Linked DNA regions of Mus musculus: region 1 is linked to region 2. Evidence: chromatin loops called from intact Hi-C (ENCODE). Cell type or tissue: heart. All regions are shown on one strand. Each heading gives the region's core, and the rest is flanking DNA. Links, peaks and the distances in the headings are about the cores only.

Region 1 (10,473 bases), core at 1,078-9,077, 200 kb before region 2:
GTAGCTAGGTTTATAGACCCATGCCTGAGACCCAGCTATCAGAACTATACCCTTGGTGGGAAAACGGAACCTCGCTTATTAGTCTGTGGAAGAGTGGAGACACCATAACTGCTGATTTTTCCCATCGATCCTAACATAAGTCAAGCAGTGATAAAGAAATGTATGAGGTCGCTGATATGAAGAGGTCCTTGAAACTTTCCTCTGTGGGGACCTGGATAGCTACGATGGCTACTGAATGTCAACGTGTTCCTGAAACATGTGAAGACACCTCAGGCAACAACCCTCTTAGATGGTATTAGGAGGTAAAAAATCAAGAGAACCAAACGAGGTCGTGGGGTGCACCTCTCATTAATGGGATTGGTGCTCACATAAGCGTCTCATGAGGAATTGCTTTCCTTCTCTGCTCTCTGCCATGTGAGGGTGTCTGAGGTAGATGATATAGACCTGGAAGAAGGCCTGGGAAATCCCACACTGGCAGCCTGACCACAGACTTCCAGCACCCAAGACCATGAGAAACACATATTTAATTTCTGTGTCCTCCCTTCCCATCCCCTTCTTCCTTCTATCTCCTTTCCTCTCCAAGGTCTTGGCTATCTCATACTGGCCTGGCACTCACTATGTGGCTATAGAGGTGTCTGAAGTTCGGAGTCTTCTGTCTCTCTGTCCCATGTTGGGACTGTAGGCATAGACTACTCTGCCCAGTGTATGCGGAGGGGGGGTGGGTGGAGGACGGGGACGGGGACTCAAGTCCAAAGCTTCACTCGTGCTGGGAGTGAACTCTGCCAACTGAGCTACATCTCCAGCTCTTTGTAGAAAAAGCATCATGCTGCATTTCTCCCTTTCACTGACGGTCACTGTGCTGGAATAAAAGCCAGAGCCTCATGTCTGTGAGGCAAATGGTCTTAGCCTCGAACTGTCTTCTCAGCCCCTCTTGGCACTCTTTAAATGGCATTAGTGAGCACTCACGATATTAGACTTATCAACGTTTCCTCAGTTCATTAATCTCTTTTCCTCTCGAGTTGCATCAAAAGGATGTTTAATACATCACGGAGTGTTTTGTTGCTGGGATTTTGTTTGCCTTTGTTATTTTGGAGACAGGGGTCTTGCTCTCTAGTTCCAGGCAGACGGCTTCAAACTTGTGATCCACCTTCCTCAGCCTCCTTAGCTTGGACATTAGAGGCCTTCACCACAAGACTAAGCTCTCAGAATACTTGGGATGTTTTTAATGTCTTCTTCTTCTTCTTCTTCTTCTTCTTCTTCTTCTTCTTCTTCTTCTTCTTCTTCTTCTTCTTCTTCTTCTTCTTCTCCTCCTCCTCCTCCTCCTCCTCCTCCTTCTTCTCCTCCTCCTCCTCCTCCTCCTCCTCCTCCTCCTCCTCCTCCTCCTTCTCCTTCTTCTTCTTTTTTTCAAGACAGGGTTTCTCTGTGTAGCCCTGGCTGTCCTGGAACTCACTTTGTAGACCAGGCTGGCCTCGAACTCAGAAATCTGCCTGCCTCTGCCTCCCAAGTGCTGGGATTATTAATGTCACATTCTTATGGCAATGGCTGACTATTAGCTACTTTCAACCTGTTCTCCAAAGTGAGTGCATTAACTTATTCTTAAATCATAACCCCCTGCTGTCTGTCTGTCTGTCTCTGTGTGTGTGAGTCTGTCTGTCTGTTTGTGTGTGTGAGTCTGTCTGTCTGTCTGTCTGTGGACCAGTGTGTACTTGGTACCCTTGAAAGACAGAAGAAATCAGAGCCCCTGGAACTGACAGTACAGACATTCATGACACTCTGTGGTTGCTGGGAATTGAGCCCAGGTCCTCTCAAAGTCAGTGTTCTTAGCCACTGAGACCTTCCCCAACATCAGCCCCCACCACTTTTTTCTCCAAGCAGTGTCTCTCATTGAACTGGAACTTGCCAAGCAAGCTGATTGGTCAATTAATCCCAAAGGTCCCCCTGCCTCTGCCCACCCAGAGGTACCACCAAACCCATTTCCACAGCCCCGCCAATGTCTCAGTTGGATTCTTCCAGTATCCAAGATACACATACATACACACACACACACACACACACACACACACACACACCCACACACACACTTACTCTGTAGGCTAAACTGACCTTGAACTCAAGGTATCCTCCAGCCTCTGCCTCCTGAGTTCTGGGATTAAAGGCATGCACCATCACTCCCTGGCTTCTTTCTTTTATAATCCCTTCTGCTTGCTTGCTTTCTTTCTTTCTTTCTTTCTTTCTTTCTTTCTTTCTTTCTTCCTTCCTTCCTTCCTTCCTTCCTTCCTTCCTTTCTTTCTTTCTTTCTTTCTTTCTTTGTTTTTTTGTTTTGTTTTGTTTTGTTTTGTTTTATTTGTTTTTTGTTTTGTTTTGGTTTTTTGGTTTTTTGGTTTGTTTGTTCTTTTGAGACAGGGTTTCTCTGTATAGCCCTGGCAGTCCTGGAACTCACTCTGTAGACCAGGCTGGCCTGGAACTCAGAAATCCGCCTGCCTCTGCCTCCTGAGTGCTGGGATCAAAAGCGTGCGCCACCATGCCCAGCCCCCTTCTGCTTTCTGCTTCTTGGTGTTTTTTTTTTTTTCTCTATAAAATTAAGATAATCAAACATTAATATATGTATTGACTTGTGATATATTTTAATATATTTAAATTAGTGTGGAGGGATGGGGGCACAGCTCAGTTGTGGTATGCTTGCCAACAAGAGCAGGGCTCAAATTTGAGCCCCAGCATCATAACCACAACACATATGCATGCACATAGAAGGGGTTGGAGCAGGGGAGAGCTAACTAACCTCACCAAACCCAAAACCAACCAACCAACTAACCAAAACACCCTCAATGCTTAGCAGGTAGGGAGCACTGTGAAGTTAAATAGCATTTTACTTTTTCATTATCTACCCTGCCTCCCATGGCCACCTGTTTTTTTTCAAATGCTGAATTTCACATACTTGGCAGAATTACACCTCTTTCTCTCTCATAAAATTAAGTAGGCCCCAATAAATGAATGGACGTTTTCACAGGATGCCCTGTCTGTTTGATGAACTGAATTGATTCACTGTTCTATGAAACACAAGCATTCAGACCACATTACCTAAGCATTGTCGTCTCTTGCGAGGCCACGGTGTCAGTCTTACTGATGAAAAATTAACCTCCAGGCTCCTCTGTGGTCAGTCCCTTCTGCTCTGTTGAGGACACTGTAATGCTGCCAGGAGAACAAAAGGAACAGCCGTCCCCACGAAGCAAGTCCTCAGCCAAGCACAGGGCGGCCCTGTCCAAACCTGTGGAGATCAAGATGGGCAAGAAGCCATGGCGCTTCACTGGACAGGTTGGCCAGCCCAAGCGCATGCTGGGAGAATTCCAAAGCTGCTTCCGGTGGGAAAGCCCAGCCTGGCCCAGATGGCTGGGACTCCCTTCCCATGGGGTCAGGCAGGTTTCTGTCTGGCCAGGAGTGCTTAGACCTGGTTTCTGCTTTACCACATTCTTGGGGTTTGCAAAGAAGTGTTCACTCTGCAAACATTTCTTGAGAATGAAAGTAGCCTTTTCCGCCGTCCAGTTTATATCTGAAATCTACTCCAGACAGACGATGCTCCAGGAAGACTCTACACTTCCCCAAAACTTTGTGCCATGAAATCTTTACTCTGAAGTTACTGTGTAAGAAATGAAGTGTGGACACTGCAAGCGCTTCTTTCTTGAAGGAATAAACATACTTCTTCCTGCGTTAGAATCAACTTGGAATGCACACAATCTTTTTCCCCTGACCAGGAAGCCAGCTCTGTTTACGTTTCGTCTGTTAACATTTTTCATTAGCATGTATCATTCCTCTTCCCCGTGGTCCTGATTGTCTGTCTTTATTCTTTGGTTTCAACTATATTCAAATGTTATTTCCAGCTCTGGTCACTCCTTGGGAGATTCAGAGCCAACTACCAACGGTCTTTCAAACATTTCAGTTTGCTTTTCCACAAACATCTCAAATCTAAACTGTCGAAGCCTACATTATTTTTTTAAGATTTATTTATTTATTTAATTATTTATTATATGTAAGTACATTGTAGCTGTTTTCAGACACACCAGAAGAAGGCATCGGATCTTATTACAGATGGTTGTGAGCCACCATGTAGTTTCTGGGATTTGAACGCAGGACCTTTGGAAGAGCAGTCAGTGCTCTTAACCGCTGAGCCATCTCTCCAGCCCCCGAAGACTACATTTCATTCTTGATCTAAAAAATAAAACTCAACAACTCTCTCCTCTGTTTGCTTTTCTCAACCCCATTCCATCCCATAGTCCATATCAGAAATCTTAGGTATCTCTCTCAACATCTGTGCCTGACAGGATGTGTCAGTTATGCGACGGTAACAACCTTTGGTAAGCTAGAAGGGGCTTAGCACACTAGACGCTGTTGCTCACTCCGTGAGGATAGTGCTGGCCACAAAAGAAATTCTTTTAGGATTCAGAGTGATGGATTCCCCAACCATCTGCAATATGATCAATTGCCACAAGAGGGCGATGAGCGTTCGGAAGAATTCCATCATGGAGATTTGATGCTGGCCCACTCAACCCAGCTTTGCTCAAGCCTGAGAACACCTCTGCTATCACCTGCACCCACCCCAACTACAGGATTACGTGTGCTCGGAACAAAAATTAATAAGCAGAACCAACGCCTTGCCGGGGACTCCTGGAAGCAGTCTCTGAGGAAAGAGCCCGTGGAAAATGATTCGGGAGGACAGAGAGAAGCAAAGCAACTCAAAACCACATGAATGGCTGGGAGCAGTGGCGCACACCTTTAATCCCAGCACTTGGGAGGCAGAGGCAGGTGGATTTCTGAGTTCGAGGCCAGCCTGGTCGACAGAGTGAGTTCCAGGACAGCCAGGGCTACACAGAGAAACCATGTCTCCAAAAAACAAAAAAAAAACAAACAAACAAACAAAAAAAACCCCACATGAATGGAAAGGACTCAGGCTTAGTTCCACAGAGGAATTTCTGCATGGCAGCAGACCCCAGAGCAGAGCAGCCTGAGTCACGAACAAGAAACTAGAATTCAAATATACATACAAAGAATTCATATATACATATACATGCACATACACACATATACATACATACATAGTCAGACAGACACACATATACATACATACATACAGATACACACACACATTTATTTTACATGTATAGTTGTTTTGTCCACATGCATGTCTGGAGGTCAAAAGATGTCATTGGATTGCCTAGAACTGGAATGACAGGTGTTTGTGATCTACCATGTGGGGGTTGAGAACTAAATCCAGGCCTTTTAGAAAAGCAGCAAGTGCTCTTAACTGCTGAGCCATCTCTCAAGTCCTATAACCCCATTTTTCAGATGGCAAAACTGAGGCTCAGAAACCTGAGATCACTTGCTCAAGCCTTTCGACTAATGACAAAGAGCCAGAATGCCAGCCTAACACATATTAACTCCAAAGCCTTTCTCCTTTTTTTTCTTCTTCATTTTATTTTATTTTATTTTATTTTATTTTTTTATTTTTCGAGACAGGGTTTCTCTGTGTAGCCCTGGCTGTCCTGGAATTCACTTTGTAGACCAGGCTGGCCTCAAACTCTGAAATCCTCCTGCCTCTGCCTCCCAAGTGTTGGGATTAAAGGTGTGCGCCACCACTGCCCAGCTAATCCTTTCTCCTTATATTGAAATGTTTATGCATCGTGATTAATCTTCCCACAGTACTTTACTGCTATTTCTATAAACTTCACGCGTGTGACACCAAATACATCACCATTTCCTTCCCTGTATCAATAATGGTCCTGCCTCCCTTTGGCATCACCTTTTTGACTATCTCCTTTGTATTCAGGTTACTGAATTCTGTATTTGTACTTCTGACCCCTAACCATCTATTCTGCACCAGGGCTGGCACTGTGTGCCCAAGCTGTGCTATGCAAAGGAAGCCAACAAGTGCACATGCGAGGTCCTGGAACCAAGCCTAAAGAGGGCTCATTAGTAGCGGATAGCACCCCAGTGATGCTCTGCGCCAAGGGATGAGCTCAGAATCCAGGGAAAGGAGCCAAAGTTGGCCGGTCAGTGTGCCAAGGTGGGAGTCCTTGCACGTGGTGATCAGGCAAAGGGAAGACGCCTGCAGAGAGGGAGAGATTGGCTGACAGTGGAAGTTAGGAAGCAGTGATGGGCAGAGCAGGGCAGAGCAGAGTCCTGTGGGAAGCAAGAGAGGGGTCTCACACACCTGCCTGCATTGCTTTGGGAGAGAGCTGGCCCTGATAGAGGGGAGCTTGTGGGCTGGGGATGTATACTTAGCAGATAGTCGGTGCTCAAAACATGACTGAAAGATCTTAATGAAAATATGTCCCCCACTCTGCCAAAGCAACTATTTGGACCTCATTGAAAGTTGTTTTTTAAAATACCCGCATAGTCGGGCATGGTGGCGCACGCCTTTAATCCCAGAGAGGCAGGCGGATTTCTGAGTTCGAGGCCCGCCTGGTCTACAGAATGAATTCCAGGACAGCCAGGGCTATACAGAGAAACCCTGTCTCGAAAACCAACAACAAACAAAAGATAAAGAGAAGGGGGATATTTGGTGGATGTGTGGTGAGGTCTGGGGGAAGGAGGTGCCTCAGTGGGCCAATGCTAAGGCATCCCTTCCCCCTGAGGGACCAGTCACACTTTGGTATAGTATAGAATAGAGTTTATTCAGGGCATGGGGTGGGGGAGAGAGAGGAGAGAGGAGAGAGAGAGAGAGAGGAGAGAGGAGAGAGGAGAGAGAGAGAGAGAGGAGAGAGAGAGAGAGAGAGAGAGAGAGATGAAGAGAGAGAGAGAGAGAGGAAGAGGAGCGGGAACAGGAAGGCAAGAGCAAGAGAGGGGGGGGGGGGAAGCAGCCCCTTTTTTAGTGAGTCAGGCATACCTGGCTGTTGCCAGGTAACTGTGGGGTGGAGCTTAGACCGAATGCTAACACAGTCTCCTCTTGACCAACCCTGGTACTTCTCAAGGTCCATGTAGTGTAGCGTGCCCACCCCTCTTTCTTACATACTGTAACAAACTTTTTAAAGATAATGCTCTTCTCATCTGTTGGCTTTTCCATACAGATAAAACTAAATTTTTTTTTTTTTTTTTTTTTTGGTTTTTCGAGACAGGGTTTCTTTGTAGCCCTGGCTATCCTGGAACTCACTTTGTAGACCAGGCTGGCCTCGAACTCAGAAATCCGCCTGCCTCTGCCTCCCAAGTGCTGGGATTAAAGGCATGCACCACCACGCCCGGCTGAAAACTAATATTTTTAAAGCAATATGTTTACCATATGAACTAGCAATTCTGGGTATTCGTACAACAAAGTAAAAACATTCCCATACAAAGATATATTTCTTTTAAAAAAAAAAGATTTATTTATTATTATAAATAAGTACACTGTTGCTGTCTTCATACATACCAGAAGAGGGTGTCAATTCTCATTACAGATGGTTGTGAGCCACCATGTGGTTGCTGGGATTTGAACTCAGGACCTTCAGAAGAGCAGTCAGTGCTCTTACCCACTAAGCCATCAGCCCCCAAAGATGTATTTCTTTTTTTTTTTTTTTTCTTTTCTTTTTTTGCTTTTTTCGAGACAGGGTTTCTCTGTATAGCCCTGGCTGTCCTGGAACTCCCTCTGTAGACCAGGCTGGCCTCGAACTCAGAAATCCACCTGCCTCTGCCTCCCGAGTGCTGGGATTAAAGGCTTGTGCCACCACGCCCGGCTGAAAGATATATTTCTAAGTGTTCATGTTAGCAGGCTGGTCATAGTAGCTCCAAAGTAGAAGCAACCTAAATATTTACCAGCTGGTAAGTCAGTAAAGTCTGTTATATTTATACAAGAGAATGCTTACCTAGGAAGATAAAGGATCAAGCTACAGATAAATGCGAAAACCTAGTTAAAACTAAAAATGACCCTAGTGAGAGAAGCCATGCACAGGAAGAGCACACATTGTATGATTTCTTCATGTTAGCATTCACGGCTTGACTCTAACAAGGGCCATCTTTCCACGGACAGATAGCCTAGAAAGTGGTGGGCTCTCCAAAACAGCAGACACACAGGTACTAGGGTTGGTGGCCAAGCACTGAAGAAGGACAGGATGGCTTTCCTCTGCAGACTTGAGGTTTGGATAGAACCAGAGAAGGAACAAAGATAAGGCCTGTAGGAATTCTGGGTATATTACACAATAGAATGGTTAGAGTGTTCTTTTCTGGTTTTTTTTTTTTTTTTTTTTTTTGGTTTTTTTTTTGGTTTTTTTTTTTTGGTTTTCTGTTTTTTATTTTAAGTTATGTGTGTGTTTATGTGTGGCCTGTGCACATGAGTGCAGGACACTTAGGAGCTGGAAGAGGGCACTGGATCTCCTGGAACGGGTTGTGAAGCCGCAGATGGTTGTGAACTATCCAGCTTGTGTGCTGGGAGTCTTCCGCCTCAACACTTAGCCGCTGAGCCATCTTTCCAGTCCCTGGTTAGGATATTCTATCACTATGACTGGGATGATACATACCAACATAATTCATTTTTGATATCTGAGGGAAAAATATTCTACCTTTAAGAAATGCAACGTGGTTTCTAAGACAAGGTAAAAATGTCAGAGGTGTGAAAAATGGATATTTGTAGGAGCTCTGAAAAGATTATTATTAATTAGTTCGGGGCCAGGGAGATGGCTCCGCAGTTAAGAGCATGCACTGCTCTTCCAGAGGACCTGAGTTCAATTTACAACACCCACAATTATGGGGTTTACAACCACCTGTAATTTCAGCTCCAGGGGAATTTAACACCTCTGGCCTCTTCTGGCATCTGCACGTGTGTGTGTGTGTGTGTGTGTGTGTGTGTGTGTGTGTGCGCAAATTCCATGCCAGAGGACCCTGTAAGAGTCCTTAGATGCCCACAGAGGCGGAACACATGTTAAGCCTTTCGCTAGTCTATGCTCATGTTGCTGTATGGTATTTAGCAACTCTGTTAGTTCTTACTATCACTTGGACAGCTTCCTCCCAAATTGAGCCATAGTCCTATTGATTTATTTAATCAGCTTCAGTACAATTACTAGGCGATTACCCTAACCTACTTTTCTATGCTAAACTGGCTGTTTCTCAGATGTGCTCCCCAAATTCCTTGCTGTTTGCATTTCCCCAGGGTTACTTATGCTCCATCAGTCTGTCCACAGGATGCCCTTCTCACAGCCATGTGCCCCTGGTCTATCCCATCTAATAGAGAACTCCAGCTTTCTCTGTCTTCTTTCTCCTCTCTCCTCTCTCTCCTGTTCTCCCTTCCCTAGTCCTCATGACCCCTCCCTGCGACTCTCAGTCCAGTAACGAAAGCCCTGCCTGCCTCTATTCTCCCCAGTAATTGGCTGTCAGCCACTCTTTGTTTTGTTTTGTTTTCGAGACAGGGTCTCCTGGCTGTCCTGGAACTCACTCTGTACACAAGGCTGGCCTCAAACTCAGAAATCCGCCTGACTCTGCCTCTTGAGTGCTAGGATTAAAGGCGTGCGCCACCATGCCCGGCTGTGTTTCTTTTTGGCCTCTGGTAAATATTCTAGAATTTGATAGTGATGATGTACATACAGCCTTGTCAGTATATTAAAAACACTGAATTATATCATTTAAAAGTTCAGATTTTATTGTATGTAAATTACACCTCAGTAAAGCTGTCACTAAAAAAAACAAAAAGGACGGGGGCCCTGTGTTACTGAAAGGATGGCATTTGTGAAGAATCTGCAGAGGACAAAAGTGAGCCAGTGCATGTGAAAAAAAATGAGATTTTGTATCTTGTGATTCATGTAAAAGAGTTGTCTATGAGTCCCTGGCCTGGGGCCGAGAACAAAGCAGAACAGACAGGGCTGTTGTTAAGACATTCCTAAGAACAGCTTGATTGTACAAGCAGGGCTATCTTGTCTGGGTCAACACCACCTGGCCGGAACCTCCCCTCTGTCTACTGCCCCTTGACTCGGGATAAAGTCATACATCAACTGGTTGCTATGTGAACAAAGATAAGCCCCCAGCCCACAGGAACAAAGTCCTGATGACCTTTTGCTAACATGTAATCTTTCTGTTAATGTTTAAATAAGTCAATAGTGTGTCGCTATGCTGAATTCCACACCCCTAAGCTCCTTACCCCATAAAAACCCCTAGCTTTCGAGCCTCATGGCCGACATCCGTTATCTCCTGTGTGGGATGCATTTTGGTCCGGAGCTCCATAATTAAACGTCCTCATGTATTTACATCAAGATGGTCGTCTGTTCGTGATTGTTGGGTGCAAGCCGAATCGGGAGTTGAGTGAGGCTTTCCCCACTATCACATGTGTGTCTGTGTGTGTGCATGTGTGTATATACATATGTATGTGTGTGTGTGTGCATGTGTATATGTGCATGTGTGTATATACATATATGTGTGTGTGCATGTGTGTATATACTTATGTGTGTGTGCATATGTGTATGTGCATGTGTGTAATACATAGATGTGTGTGTGCCTGTGTGTGTGTGCATGTATGTATATACA
Region 2 (10,473 bases), core at 985-8,984:
TGGCATTTGTGTTCTCTTAGTGTCTGTATAACATCTGTCCAGGCTCTTCTGGCTTTCATAGTCTCTGGTGAAAAGTCTGGTGTAATTCTGATAGGCCTTCCTTTATATGTTACTTGACCTTTCTCCCTTACTGCTTTTAATATTCTATCTTTATTTAGTGCATTTGTTGTTCTGATTATTATGTGTCGGGAGGAATTTCTTTTCTGGTCCAGTCTATTTGGAGTTCTGTATGCTTCTTGTATGATCATGGGCATCTCTTTTTTTATGTTTGGGAAGTTTTCTTCTATTATTTTGTTGAAGATATTAGCTGGCCCTTTAAGTTGAAAATCTTCATTCTCATCAATTCCTATTATCCGTAGGTTTGGTCTTCTCATTGTGTCCTGGATTACCTGGATGTTTTGAGTTAGGATCCTTTTGCATTTTGTATTTTCTTTGACTGTTGTGTCGATGTTCTCTATGGAACCTTCTGCACCTGAGATTCTCTCTTCCATTTCTTGTATTCTGTTGCTGATGCTCGCATCTATGGTTCCAGATCTCTTTCCTAGGGTTTCTATCTCCAGCGTTGCCTCGCTTTGGGTTTTCTTTATTGTGTCTACTTCCCCTTTTAGTTCTAGTATGGTTTTGTTCATTTCCATCACCTGTTTGGCTGTGTTTTCCTGCTTTTCTTTAAGAGCCTGTAACTCTTTAGCAGTGCTCTCCTGTAAATCTTTAAGTGACTTATGAAAGTCCTTCTTGATGTCCTCTATCATCATCATGAGAAATGTTTTTAAATCTGGGTCTAGATTTTCGGTTGTGTTGGGGTGCCCAGGACTAGGTGGGGTGGGAGTGCTGCGTTCTGATGATGGTGAGTGGTCTTGATTTCTGTTAGTAGGATTCTTACGTTTGCCTTTCGCCATCTGGTAATCTCTGAAGCTAGCTGTTTTAGTTGTCACTGTTAAGAGCTTGTTCTTCAGGTGACTCTGTTAGCCTCTATGAGCAGACCTGGAGGGTAGCACTCTCCTTAGTTTCAGTGGGCAGAGTATTCTCTGCAGGCAAGCTCTCTTCTTGCAAGGCAGGTACCCAGATATCTGGTGTTCGAACCAGACTCCTGGCAGAAGTTGTGTTCCACTCACTAGAGGTCTTAGGATCACGTGTGGAATCCTGTGTGGGCCCTTGCGGGTGTCAGGCGACTCAGCTGGCAAGGTAGCCGGGGCTCGAGTGGAGTGGAAGGGGTTTGTGCCCCAGATCAAGCCCGGGTAGCCTGCTTCCCTATGTACCGCAGTCTCAAGTTCCACGCGATTGGATTGGGGTAGGCGCTGTGTTCCACTCACCAGAGGTCTTAGGGTCCCGTGGGGAGTCCCGTGTGGGCCCTTGCGGGTGTTGGGCAAGACTCTGCTGTCAAGGTAGCCCGGGGCTCGAGTCTCGAGTCGAGCGGAAGGGACTTGTGCCCCAGATCAGGCCCGGGTAGCCTGCTTCCCTATGTACCGCAGTCTCAAGTTCCGCGCGATTGGATTGGGGCAGGCACTGTGATCCACTCACCAGAGGTCTTAGGGTCCCGTGGGGAGTCCCGTGTGGACCCTTGCGGGTGTTGGGCAAGACTCTGCTGGCAAGGTAGCCCGGGGCTCGAGTCTCGAGTCGAGCGGAAGGGACTTGTGCCCCAGATCAGGCCCGGGTAGCCTGCTTCCCTATGTACCGCAGTCTCAAGTTCCGCGCGATTGGATTGGGGCAGGCACTGTGGTCCACTCACCAGAGGTCTTAGGGTCCCGTGGGGAGTCCCGTGTGGGCCCTTGCGGGTGTTGGGCAAGACCAACATAATTCTTTATTAAATTAATTCAAATTCAAATAGCAAAATGTGGTTCCTAGCTTTTGTACTGGACAGCACAGGTGTACACAGTGCAGATTGAGTCATTTGTATGAAAATGTGGAATCACTGATACAGCCCTACTGTACAGCCCAACCAGCAGGGGGACAGAGTAAAGAAGATGGTAAGCCTTGCCTCTGGACTACATTTTAGTACATTTATACTGCAAGTTACCAATCCACTGTAGTTAATGAAGCTCTATTTGCATGAGCATCTCAGGGAAATTAACCTACCAACCTAATAGCCAACCTAAAATTTTCTCTATAGAAATACATATTCTAGTAGTTATGATCATAAGATATCAAAGATGGAGGTAGCACTTACAAATGATCTATTCTAACTCTGGCATTTTACAGAAGGAAAACAAATGACCAAGCATTTCTAACATAAATAAGATTACCCTCAGCTACTCAACATTGAGTGTTAGGAGGGCTAGAGAATTGGCTCAGTGGATAAAGGTGCTTGCTGCCAAGCCTGATAACCTGAGTTTGATACCTGGGATCCACATAATAGAAGAAAATCTACTACTACAGGTTACCCTTGAACTTCTGTGCATGCCATGATTACCCTACAAGTGCCCATACATATAGCCCCCCCAACACAAATGGATGTAATAAAAATTAAACTAAACTAAAACAAAAAGTTGTATGTTAACACGGTGGTTAATCACAACTGGTTGTAGCTCTAGTTCTAAGAGATCCAACATGTCTTCTGATCTCAACAGGTTCCTGCACACATGTGGTACACAAATACACTCAGGCACACACACATAGATAAAATAAAAAAAAATAAAGTAAGTTTAAAAGAAGTTGCACATTAAAAGTTTGTAATTTAACAAAATTAAGAAGAGCTAACCATTAGAATACATTATGAGTGAATCAGGCCAAGAGCCAGAGATCCAAAACTATGGAAACATCTGATAGCAAAACTATGGTCAGTATTTGAGTAAAATGGATGCACACTATGTGACAATAGATTTTATCTTTCTGCTTATATAAAGAGACAAAGGAGACATTTAAAAGTCACTGAGCCAACAGACAGGACTATTTATCACAAACATGACGTAGGAAATAGAGCTGCCCATAGCCTTAGTCATCCTCTTTGACTTTACTCACGGCTTTGAAGGGTTTTTTATTTTTTCTATTTTCATAGTTTAACTTACCAGAGTTGGTAAATGATGCCTATTAGACTCTATTTAAGAAGTATTTGCCTATCTGAAAAATCATGAAATTTTCTTCTGTTTTCTTAAGGAAGTTGCCTTAATTAACTCTTTCAGGTCCATGACCCATTTTAAGTTATTTTTTTATATATAGTAAAAGATAAGGGATTATAAAATTTGCAAATAAAAATCTAAAAATTTCCATTCTATCCAAATCATCTCTGTATCATGTCGGAAATCAGCTGATCACATTTGTGGGTCTATTTCTACATGCTGCTTTCTGTCCAATTGATTTGTGTATAGAACTCAGTGGTCCTTAATTGGGGTGGGTTTTTTTTTGTGCCCCACAGTATGTATGCAGCACGACATATTCATCAATGTCTGGAGACAGTCTGGTTCTCACAAGCAGAGGCTGTGGAGTCATCTCCAAATGTCAGTGGTGCTATTGCTGAGATACTCTGGCCTGATGTGCTTGTCTTTACTATTACAGGTACAGAGTAAGGATCCACAACTCTATAGACGGCATGAACTAAGACTGCACTTTCAACCTGTCTCAGCTATTTCACATTCTTCTCAGTTCCGTATAAATGTCAAAACAAGCCTATTAGTTTTATGAAAATCTCTTGAGATTCTGCATCTCACTGAATCCATTTGCTAACTTAGTTAAGAACAAACACATAAGCAACAGTAAGTATTTAATCCATGGACACAGTTCATTTTTCCAAATAACCAGGCATTTTCTGTTTTCAGTCTGTTAATTTGATAGATTATACTGACTTTCAAAAGACTAATCTCAGATTCCTGATATAAATTCTGTTTGGTCATGTTATAGTTGTATACATTTCTAGAGTCAACATTATATTTTAATAATTTTTCCAAATATATTTTTATTAGCTTAAGTTTAATTGTAACTTAATTGTATTTAAATCACAGCATTACTTTTTATAAGACATATTTCTCTATTAAAATCATTTTTAGGTATTATCTATTATAGTTTCAGACAAATTATTGTTCATTGGGCTTAGAATTTTATTGCTTTACAAATTTTAAATAAATTTCTCAGAATACAAAATAATAGGTTTTATTATGAAATTTTCATGCATGTATATTATTGAGCCTTGCTCTTATACACACACACACACAAACACACACACACACACACACACACACACACACACACACACACACCACTTCCCTTGCTCATTCCTCCTCCTCCCTCTGGCTGGTTTCCTTCTTGTCCTAATGGTCCCACGTATATATAATTAAATCTAGAATCGGTATAAGAGAAAATATAATTATTTTTATTTCTTTCCCATTAGCTTCCCGTGTTCCCTCTTAGCTGAAGGGAAACAAACCCGCACATAACTAAACACCAGAGCACTCTGGGGCAGCACAGTCTACTCTCCTCTGCCTCTGTACACATTCTCTTGCCCCCTTTTCGCTTCTTTCATAACAGGTGGATGTAGGGATCAGAAGTCACCATGCCTTGGTACTTAGTCAATGAGACATTTTTAATTTGTCACATACTCTTCTAATAGTAAATAACTTTATTGTATGAAATTTACAATTGATTATTTCAATTTCTCACAACCCATTTCTTTTGGCCACTCTTATCTTTTACTTTACTCAAATACATGAGTGCCACAGTACAATATTATTTTCTTCCAAGCATTTAACCTTTTCTTTTGAAGATATGTACAAAGTGAAATTCTTTAAGTTTACCTAATTATCACATATAGAATCTCATCTTTTATAATCTACTCTTCCTTGTAGCACAGTCTTTCTTCTTACTAAAGAACTTTGACATTAGGAAATTATTATTTTTTTTAGACCTTTTCTTCATTATATCTCAAATGCTATCCTGAAAGTTTCCTATACCCTCCCACTGCTCTGCTCCCCAACCCACCCACTCCTGCTTCCTGGCTCTGGCATTCCCCTGTACTGGGGCATATGATCTTCTCAAGACCAAGGGCCTCTCCTTCCATTGATGGCTGACTAGGCCATCTTCTGCTACATATGCAACTAGAGTTACAGTTCTGGGGGGGTAGGGGGTGGGGTACTGGTAAGTTCATATTGTTATTCCTCCTATAGGGTTGCAGACCCCTTCAGGTCCTTGGGTGCTTTCTCTAGCTTCTCCATTGGGGGCCCTGTGTTCCATCCAATAGATGACTGTGAGCATCCACTTCTGTATTTGCCAGGCACTCGCATAGCCTCGCAAGAGACAGCTATATCAGGGTCCTGTCAGCAAAATCTTTCTGGCATATGCAATGGTATCTGGGTTTGGTGGTTGTTTATGGGATGGATCCCCGGGTAGGGCAGTCTCTGGATGGTTCTTCCTACCGTCTTAGCGCCGAATTTTGTCTCTGTAACTCCTTCCATGGGTATTTTGTTCCCCATTCTAAGAAGGAACAGAGTATCCACACTTTGGTCTTCCTCCTTCTTGAGTTTCATGTGTTTTGCAAAGACATCAGGAAATTATTATTTTATTGTACGTATATGGGTATTTTGCTGCATATTATTTTTTATGTGTATTCGCATTTTGCTTTCTATGCACCATGAGCATGCAGTGCCCTCAGAGCATCTGATCATCTGAATCCGGAATTACAGATGGTTGTGAGCTGCCATGTGGGTATAGTCTGGAAGGTATAGTCTGTGCTCTTAAACACTGAGCCAGTATTCGGCTTTATACGTTAATATTTTGAATGCAACAAATTAGGAAACAAATTCTCTTAACCCTTATTTATTCAAAATGTCTGTGCTCCATATTTACTAATTTAAAAATTAGGATAGGGTGCAGAAATGGCTCAGCCATTAAAAGATCCACATCCAAAAAGATTAAAGTAAAACATACTACCATCTGTAACTCCAGTTCTAAAGGATTTGATGCCCTCTTCTGGCCTTCTTGGGCACTGCATGTATAGGATGCATAGACACAAATGCAGGCAAAACACTAATACACATAAAATAAATAAAATCTCAAAGACGGAGGGGGTAATAAGGATGCCTGTGGTATTCTCACCAGCCGCTTTAGCTCAGTAAGTAAACTATATATCCACTGAGAGAGCCAGTCTCAAAACTAAAACGGATAATGATTAAGCAGGAAACTTGCTATTGACCTCTGGGTTCCACAGGTATGAAAATTCACTTACACACAGACCTACACACAACAATAATAAAAATAGTGGGCACTGAGTCACTCTAAATAGCTTCACTAAGCAGAAACACGGGATGCATATTCGTAGTTTTGTTTAGGAAGAGAATAATGTTTTGTGAAGAATAGAACACAAGACAACACTTACATAGATACCTCCATATTCCACCTGTCTTTTTTCTTTATAGTTCATAGCTGTAACATTAATGCAGTGATGAGATCAATTTTAGACAAGATTATCACTATATACTAAGTTCTATACGTTTTTTAAAAAATAACATCTCCAAGCCAGGCAGTGGTGGCACACGTCTTTAATCCCAGCACTTGGGAGGCAGAGGCAGAGGCAGGCAGATTTCTGAGTTCCAGGACAGCCTGGTCTACAAAGTGAGTTCCAGGAAAGCCAGGGCTATACAGAGAAACCATGTCTCAAAAAAAAAAAAAAAACCCAAAAAACAAGGCTGGTGAGATGGCTCAGTGGGTAAGAGCACCCGACTGCTCTTCCAGAGGTTCGAAGTTCAAATCCCAGAAGTCACATGGTGGCTCACAACCACCTGTAATGAGATCTGACTCCCTCTTCTGAAGTGTCTGAAGACAGCTACAGTGTACTTACATGTAATAAATTAAGAAAAAAAAACAAAAAAAAAAACCCCAAAACAAAAACATCTCCAGCTGTCCAATACAAATACCAATGATAGAATTGTTAAAATGTACTCTTTTTATTTTTAGGATAATAGTCTAAAATTGATTTCTCCACTATTAAAATTTATTTATGTGGCAGAGAATGTCATCATGTAGTATTTATACTTATAACAATAACCCCCCATTCAGTTAATCAATCAGATAATAAAAAGTTTTTCTCACTTAATTATAACTCACCAATTTGGCTTACTAGCCAGATCTTGTAAAAACAACAGATTCTTAAGAATTTGTTCATTCATTATTATTTTAAATACATGAAAGTCCAAAGAGTTCCTCAAAAGAAGCCTACCTATCTTGGTCTTAATATTAGCTCATATCTCCTATCTCTGTAAATATAAAATTCAGTAACATATGACTATTTTTAGGCTGAAATAGCATGGGAAAATTTACAAAGTTATTATTACTGTGTTCTTAAGGCTATATACATATAAATAACTACTCAAGAGAGTTTCAAAACATTTCGTGTTCATGTCCATGTGTGTGTGTGTGCACATGTACACATGGTTGAAGGCCAGAGGTCACCCTCCAAAGTCATTCATTATAAGTCTTGAACCTTGTTTTGTGAGACAGGGTCTCTGGTCTCTGAGACAGGGACACTGGAGTCTGGTGCATCCTGGTTAGGCAAGGGAGTCTGGTCAGTGGACCCCAGAGAACTGCCTACTTCCATTCCCTCAACATTGGGTTTTCCTCATGTGGGTTCTAGGGATGGAACTCAGGTCCTCAAGTTTGTCTTCTGACTGAGTTGTGTCCTCAGCCCTGTGTTATTTTTGGTAATAGTAAGACTTCTCCTCCCTAGATCTGTCAAAAAGATAAGAGGAGAAGAAAAAGAAGGACGAAGGGTACTGATGATGAGTTTAAAACCAGTGAGTTCTGGGGCAGGAGAGATGGCTCAGTGGTTAAGATCCAGGGAGGATTCCAAACAACCACAGCAAGTAACAACCCTGTTACTTCTGTTCCAGGGAATCTGATGTCCTCTTCTGGTCTCTGAGGGTACTGCATGGATGTGGTACACACACATTAAATGCAGGTAAAACACTCATACACAAACAACAACAACAACAACAATTCTCTTTTTAAAACCTAGAAACAAAACTCTTGAGTTTTAAGGTCAATATTTGAAATAGTGTGTCATTGAAACAATGGCCTTTTAGTTTCCTGTGCATGTTTACTGAATTGCTTGGTAGAAAAAAGTAAAGTAAACAACACCGCACACATCAAGCAGCAATCACTTCGAGCCTCCCCTCAGGACTACTGAGAAGTTGTAGGTTAGAAAAGAATGCCTCAGACGGGTGTCGGAATCATGCTGTCTTCCGGAACACAGGCGGTTGAAGCAGAAGCTAAATTTGAGGCCAGCACTGGCTGCACATTAAGATCCTGTCTTAAGAACCAAAATATCTGTCACATGTGTCATCACTAATATCAGACCCTTTGTGGAATCATCTTAGACAATTAAAATTAAAATTAGATTCCTAGACTGTTTTCTTCTGACTTACATGACATGTGACAGACAATGGAAAGATAAGTCATTAATATGTGTACTGAATGCCCACACAACATTGTATCTTCATTCATAATTTTAGCAGGCTTTAAAAACATGTACTAGTTAGTATAAGCAATCACGTTAGCTCTCACTTGAAATATTTTCATTTCCACTCATTTTCCTAAGAAAACAGACAAGCACCATTACCTTTAAATGATTCCCCGCAGAAGCACCATGTAAAGGCACAATCCCATCTATATTCTCACAGTTTACATTTGCACCGGCTTGTAATAACTCTATAATTACATCATCAAATCCCCCACTAGCTGCCTTGTGAAGGGGAGTCCAACCTGGAAAAGAAAAAGTAACAAAGCTGCTCCATAACCATTAAGACGCATGCAGGATCTGTGTTTTGAGGGGTCTTGTGCTAGTGAACTCAATAACTATTAAAATACATGAAAATGTACTAAGTATTGAATAGGAAATAATTTTAGAAGTATTGTTTTAAAACATAAAAGCCTCATTTTTGGAAAAAGGGTAATCTCTTCCTAAATAGGGTGATAAAAGTGGCAAAACAGGAACAGGAAAACTGCTAATCATTTCAGCTTAGTTTTGATAATACCCAGCTTTCTTATCTCAGATTTGCAGTGCTACTACGTTTCTATTTAAAGTGGCACCCGACTCAGTTAAATCTTTGCATTTCCCTCTTTAATTTACACAAGACTGTTTTCTGTATAAGCATAATGTCACAAACATGATTTTTAGAACAGGTTTTGAACAAGAAAGAACAAAAGAGGAAAAGAGGGAGTCAAATAAAGGGAGCAGAGAGTAGACAGGAGTTGGGACATTTTGCATTTCCTCCTGAATCAGGGAATGGGATTAGAGCTTCCCAGGAGAAACCTAACTCCCTGCCCTTCTCACTCTGTGCATCCTTCCGAATGTCCTAATTATAAAAACTGTTTCAAAGGAGACAGTCATTGAAATGATGATAAATCTTATTAGTCACTAATTTACCAAACTAAAATGTAGTATAAAAATACAGTTCAAACTTAGCTAAGTATCACCCAGTATCAAAATTAGGGGCAAAGGAAAAAACAAAACAAAACAGTATTTCAGTGAGTTCAAATGAAAAGACAAACAGTCAAAAGGCCTCAAACCTGCATTATCTCTGAGATTCACATCTGCTCTAGCTTCTATTAGCACTTTCACTCGGGAAAGATTTCCTCCTCTGGCAGCCACATGGAGCTGACTTTCTCCTTTCTTGTTCCTCTTACCGATTCCAGTTGTGTTCACGCCTGTAATTATAGCAAATCTGAGCCTTATTTTCTGCAAAATGCTCATTGTTTATAAAGGACCTTAGAAAATATAGATTTATTTCCTGATAATACTATAAACAGGATGTACTACACTAAACATGTAACTATTTTCTTTTAAAATAAAGATGGAGTGTTTATTTTTTGTCACAGTTCCAGGTAAGAGACCATCACTATGTAGGGAGTCACAGGAACAGGAGTTTGAGATAACTGGCTAAGAATCTTGCAAACTGATTATATTTAAGTATATAGAAGGTATATAATAGATAAAACTCCTGGAAACACTGGGAAGTTTTAATGATAAAATTGATACTACCTACTGGATATCATATTTGCTTTTACTAGATGTCTCCTTCAAGGTGTTTCTAAACTGGGAACATATCAGTTAATTTTCAGAATTAATTCATGCTAAGTGAGCTATAAAATAATTTTAAAAAAACTGTATTATGATTTCTTGGACTGAAAAAATTGCTGCTTTTGGTTCAAATCTTAGATTGAGAAGAAATAACAGTGGTTTGCATTGATTCAAGCAAATATTCAAACACTTGGTTAAAACAAACTTGTTTCAGTTCCACACTCATCTCGATCAGTAGTCCTGTGACAATGGAGTACATTCTTTTTCTTAAAATAACCAAATTCTGGCATTACAGAAACTTTCAGGCTGTCTTTTTTAGCGCATGCCTGCAATCCCAACACTCAGTTGGGAGGCTGAGGCAAAAGAACCTTGAGTTCACCTGGGATAGATCATGAAACTCTATCCTTTCTTACAGCTGTTGCTCAGTGTGCATGTTCCTAGCCCATATGATGCCAAGTAACAAACTGGCCTTGGAT

What was found. Hi-C counts contacts between places; a loop is a spot of excess contacts. Peaks named below come from ENCODE experiments on the same cell type or tissue, not always from the same donor. Only the 100,000 strongest peaks of a DNase experiment are listed, where the experiment ranks them.
Region 1: a loop joins it to region 2, with 6 times the contacts of the local background. A loop is called at or near these places in 34 of 42 quality-filtered maps.

Annotation. Positions count from the first base shown.
Region 1 is chr13:97,046,862-97,057,334 of GRCm38, reverse strand. Gm41028 (a long non-coding RNA gene) reads right to left here. Exons shown (of 3, transcript XR_873824.1): 2 at 3,079-3,265. Among named protein-coding and RNA genes, the nearest start is that of 1700029F12Rik, 18 kb to the right of the region's middle. In heart, for the core only: a CTCF peak has its summit at 4,469 (motif pointing right); a DNase peak (open chromatin) is centred at 3,304; H3K27ac peaks cover 241 bases.
Region 2 is chr13:96,850,807-96,861,279 of GRCm38, reverse strand. Ankrd31 (ankyrin repeat domain 31) reads right to left here. Exons shown (of 26, transcript NM_001370928.1): 17 at 9,487-9,624; 18 at 8,537-8,679. Among named protein-coding and RNA genes, the nearest start is that of Gcnt4, 69 kb to the left of the region's middle. In heart, for the core only: CTCF peaks have their summits at 5,894 (motif pointing left) and 7,834 (motif pointing left); no DNase peak of the experiment used is centred there.